Linked DNA regions of Homo sapiens: region 2 is linked to region 1. A link is an interaction called in ENCODE POLR2A ChIA-PET data of the cell type or tissue named here. Cell type or tissue: PC-9. All regions are shown on one strand.

Region 1 (2,500 bases):
CCCAGGAGTTCAAGACCAGCCTGAGCAATAAAGCAAGACCTCATCTCTACAAAAAAATTAGCAGGGCTGGTGGCCCATGCCTGTTGTCCCAGCTACCCAGGAAGGTGAGGCGGGAGGATCTCTTGAGCCCAGGAGGTCAAGACAGCAGTGAGCAGTGATCACACCACTGTACTCCAGCCTAGGCAACAGGGCGAGTCTTAAAAAAAAAAAAAAAAAAATTTGGTTAGGCATGGTGGCTCATGCCTGTATTCCTAGTACTTTGAGAGACCAAGGGTGGAGAATTGCTTGAGCCCAGGAGTTCCAGACCAGCCTGGGCGAAGTAGTGAACCCACCCGCTAGTCTCTAAAAACAAAATAAGATAAAAATTTTTTTAGGTCTACACTTCTCTTAGAATCCAGCTCAAATCCTAGCTCAGCTGAAATTACTTCCTTCAGCCTGAAGTGTTCTTCCTCTCCCATGCATTTTTCTAACACTGACTGTGCACAAATTTATCAATTAGTTATAGTCAATTCATTTGTCAATTAGCACATTGTTCTCATGCTATCACGTCTGTTGTTACCTTAAACTGTTATTTAAACAGTTGTACTTTTACTTAACTTTTTTTTTATTTTTGTGAGACAGAGTCTTGCTCTGTTGCCCAGGCTGGAGTGCAGTGGCGTGATCTCAGGTCACTGCAACCTCCGCCTCCTGTGTTCAAGTGATCCTCCTGCCTCAGCCTCCCGAGTAGCTGGGACTACAGGCATGCGCCACCATGCCTGGCTAATTTTTGTATTTTTAGTACAGATAGGGTTTCACCATGTTGGCCAGGCTGGTCTCAAACCCTGGGCCTCAAGTGATCCACCCTCCTTGGACTCCCAAAGTGCTGGGATTACAGGTGTGAGCCACAGCGCCTGGCTACTTAATTTTTTATCATGGTGAAACAAACACTGATTTGGTTAAAGTCACTTGGAGATGTAAATATTTACTAATAATAAACCATCTTATTTAAGACTAATATATTAATCAATAATAGGGAAGTTTGAAAACACCCACAGATGCAAGAATCAGCAGGACACACACACACACACACACACACACACACACACACACACACACACACACACACCATTCTTGCATTGTTCAAGAATACTTGCCAAGCCCCCGGATCCATTTTACCTTTCTCAGAAGTCATGGTGCTCTGTCTCTGGACTTCCTCCTCTGGAGTCATAAGTTGTGCTGATTGTTCCTGGACTTTGTTGCTTCAGGTGTGCCCACTGCCACCTGCTTGGGCAGAGGATGACTCATTCCCGCATCTCAGGCAGTTATGGGAATCTGAGCTGTCTGTACAAACAGGGGGCCGACTGAGAGGGACATTATCGTGGGGATTTGCATCTTTAGTGATGAGAAAGCCTATGATGCAAATGACATGAATTTTGTAGGGTGGATCACTGGGTACCAAATTCCAAAGTTCTTCAATGACATCTGAATTTGGTAAACTTTCTCTTTCTTTAAATAAAGATTAAGGCAAGGTGGATCCATCATTCTTTTTTGTTTTGTTTTGTTTTATTTATTTATTTTTCATTATCTCCTACTCTGCATCAAGGATGCATCATTCTTTTTTTTTTTCTTTGAGACGGAGTTTTGCTCTTGTCGCCCAGGCTGGAGTGCAATGGCACAATCTTGGCTCACTGCAACCTCTGCCTCCCAGGTTCAAGCGATTCCCCTGCCTCAGCCTCCCGAGTAGCTGGGATTACAGGCGCCCAACACCACGCCCGGCTAATTTTTTGTATTTTTAGTAGAGACGGGGTTTCACCATGTTGGTCAGGCTGTTTTTGAACTCTTGACCTCAGGTGATCCACCCGCCTCGTCCTCCCAAAGTGCTGGGATTACAGGCATGAGCCACCGTGCCTAGCCTAGGATGCATCATTCTTTAATGGAGAGATGAGAGGAAAAATAAAGTTAAGAGAGACTTAATCTGTAACTATAGCTTGAAAATTTTTATGTTATCTGGTGAGCACACTGTGGCCTTGGCTTTCAGCTGTTATTCACCTATTTCCAACTTCCTCTCATTTTGCTCTCTGTCCTACATCCGTGTTGGAGAGGGGAGGGGAGCTATTAGATACAAAATGAGAAGGACCTTGGCCTCTGAGTCAGCTAATTTGTGTACAGGTCTTTGGTGCTCTCTTCATCCTTGAATCTAAGATTAAGTGTGTGGCCAAGTCCACTTCTGCCCTTTTTTTTTTTTTTTGAGACAGAGTTTCGCTCTTGTCACCCAGGCTGAAGTGCAATGGCGCGATCTCGGCTCACTGCAACCTCTGCCTCCCAGGTTCAAGTGATTCTCCTGCCTCAGCCTCCCAAGTAGCAGGGATTACAGGCACCCACCACCACACCAGGCTAATTTTTATATTTTTAGTAGAGACAGGGTTTCTCCATGTTGGCCAGGCTGGTCTCAAACTCCTGACCTCAGGTGATCCACCCGCCTCAGCTTCCCAAAATGCTAGGATTACAGGCGTGAGCCACC
Region 2 (2,500 bases), 370 kb after region 1:
TAGGACCTCCTTCTCCTCCCCCTCCCCCTCCTCCAACCTTGACTCCTCATCCTCAGGGGACCCAGTTCCCCTCACCAACTTGGGAGGCTCAGCCTCGTCCAGGAAGAGCCACTGAGGATGAGAGCCGTCACCTGCCTCTGAAGAGGGGAATCCCTCCAACCCCAAACTCCAGTACCAGGTGGTTCCCTCCCTTTGCCGGAGGAACCTTGGAGACAGGTTAGTGCTTTCTTTCATCTTCTCTCTGTCATTGTCTGGCACTAGTGGGTGTAGGGGGTTGAGCTGGTGGATCGTGGGTTTCACTGCCGGGGAAGACAGAGTGATGACTCAGAAAATCCAATGGGAAATGTGATCCAAGGGAGCTCCTGGATTTGAACCCACATCTTGCTGCAGAAGCTCTGAGAAATGGGTTTCTTAGTGTTTGGGGACTAAAGGGATGGGATTCATTTTAGGTCCCTTAGGGAAGTGGATGTTTTCATGCTGAGGAAAAGGGTTATCGGAAAACAGCTGCATTTTGAGAACATGCATACTGTGTAGCAGTGATTTACACAACCCAACCAGTGGTAAGATTCCCATACCACCCTTCACCCTTGGGCCTTTTCCCCTGGAGAGTGGGCTGTCATGAAAATCACGGTGGCATCTGGGGTCCTGGCCTTGCCCAGGGCATGCCGAGGTCAGCTTAGTGTTCACCAGAGGTGTTCCCTCCAGCTTACTGCAATTATAGCTCCCTTGACAAGAAAAGCAATCTGTTCCTGCTCATCCTATCTCAGATACCAAGAGGCCTCCTCTCCTGACATTTCCATTCCTAGCTGGATGTATGCCTCTGCCCATAAAATCCAAAGGGAAAATGGGAATCCCACATGTTCTGAGGCGAGAAGAAAGTGTGCAGGGGAATGCCAACTCCCGGGTTAAAGTGCTTCCTTGATGCTGGCCCTGAACCACTGCCCCAGTCCCCTTCTCGACTCCTGTTTTTTGCTCACAATTCTTCAGGAAAAATTAGATCCTGGATACGAAGGGAGGAGGGCTGCTGCTCCGCTTCTGTCCAGACTTCCAGTTAAACAAGTTGACCACTGGAGAGATTTCACTTCTGAGGAGTATATAAAGTTTCCTTCCAGAAAAGTACCTAATAGTCTCATCCTCTCCCTTCCTGTTTCTTGTTCAGTTCTGAGTCCCTCGAACCTTGTGTTAAAGTTTTCCTTCATAAGCTAGGGAATTATCAAAGTCCAGAATCTTCAGAAAAGGCAGGAAAAGGGTACCAGGAAATCCTCCCCTGAAGCCTAGGCTGTTTTTAGGAGAGGTCACTAGCTGGTTGTCTGCTTTCCTGCCTCACCATTAGCAGATACCTTATCTTCTGTCTCACAGCAAGGACAAGTTGTGAAGGAGGCTTCATCTGACTTGGCCTTTCATATTTCCTCCTCTCTCTGGGGCATGGGTGAGGTCTACCTAAATTCCTGAGTACAGTCATTTGTCCTGGAAGCTACTGGTGGTATATGAGATAGGGCACAGGTTTGTGTGGCTGTGCTATAGGACAACATGCATATACTTCTTAATTCATGTGAATGTGGCTCTCTGTTTCAAGTGGGTATGTGTGTGGAGACAGGTACTTATGTGCTTTTCAGACTATACTCCAGTTACCTAGAATTGTATGTTTCTGGTGGGCCTCTAGAAGCAGGTGCCTCTGTACAAGGACATGGATAGGTGGTGGTAAGGATGGCCACCTGAGGGGAAAGGCTTGGCCTCCCCCCAGTCAATGGGAGCCCTCGTGACGGTCTACAGGACAGTCCTTTAAGCAGCAGGGCAACCCAGTCTCAGGCTGGGATCATTTCTTCTAGGACTAATAAGAGAGCTTCATTGCTGATACCTCTGGTCTCAGAAGGATGAGGATCCTTGACTCCTAACTCCAGAACTCCTTCCCCTACCTTTTACAAAAGAGGCCTCGCTGGTTAACAGCAGCCTGTTTCTTATAAAGTACTTCACCAGATGCTGGCGTGCACCTGCCTGAATGGCTCAGGGTGAACTATATCACAACATCTCCAAGTACACCACCGCCACGCAGTTTAACTGGCCCTGCTTGGACTGAGTTCCCTAACCCTGCTTGCTTCTCTGGAATCAGTTAGAAGTAGGTGGCTACTGAGTGGGATTAACTGTGGTTTAGAGAGTGTGCTTTCCCAGACCATGTCTTATGACTACACCTAGTTCCCCCGGGAAGATAAGAGATGATAGTTCCTCATTCCTTCATCCTTAGAGTCTTCCTGATCCTAGCATTAGCCAGTACTGGGTGATATTATCTCTAAAGGAAAAGTTTGAGATTCTGACATCCTGAAAACCATTGCAGATGCAGTGCAGGCTTTGTAATGCAAACCACTGCAGGCTTGCTGCTTCCACTTCTACCTCTATAGTCTGTCAGTTTGCTAATTTTTAATTTCTAGTATTCTCTTTTTTCCCCATTTAAAAACAACAGCTACATTTATTTAGCACTTACTAAGTGCTCTAAAAATATTAA

The links. ChIA-PET counts read pairs that join two places held together with the same protein. Peaks named below come from ENCODE experiments on the same cell type or tissue, not always from the same donor. Only the 100,000 strongest peaks of a DNase experiment are listed, where the experiment ranks them.
Region 2: POLR2A ChIA-PET joins it to region 1 with 5 read pairs; 2 of 35 experiments call an interaction of 5 or more read pairs at or near these places.

Annotation. Positions count from the first base shown.
Region 1 is chr12:7,664,702-7,667,201 of GRCh38, forward strand. APOBEC1 (apolipoprotein B mRNA editing enzyme catalytic subunit 1) reads right to left here and starts at 1,207. Exons shown (of 5, transcript NM_001644.5): 1 at 1,156-1,207. The coding sequence starts at 1,171. RefSeq lists an enhancer at 1,912-2,206. In PC-9, no CTCF peak of the experiment used is centred here; a DNase peak (open chromatin) is centred at 1,260.
Region 2 is chr12:8,033,618-8,036,117 of GRCh38, forward strand. FOXJ2 (forkhead box J2) reads left to right here. Exons shown (of 11, transcript NM_018416.3): 1 at 1-216. Among named protein-coding and RNA genes, the nearest start is that of FOXJ2, 2.2 kb to the left of the region's middle. In PC-9, no CTCF peak of the experiment used is centred here; DNase peaks (open chromatin) are centred at 1,424 and 2,224; H3K4me3 peaks cover 2,000 bases; H3K27ac peaks cover 2,189 bases.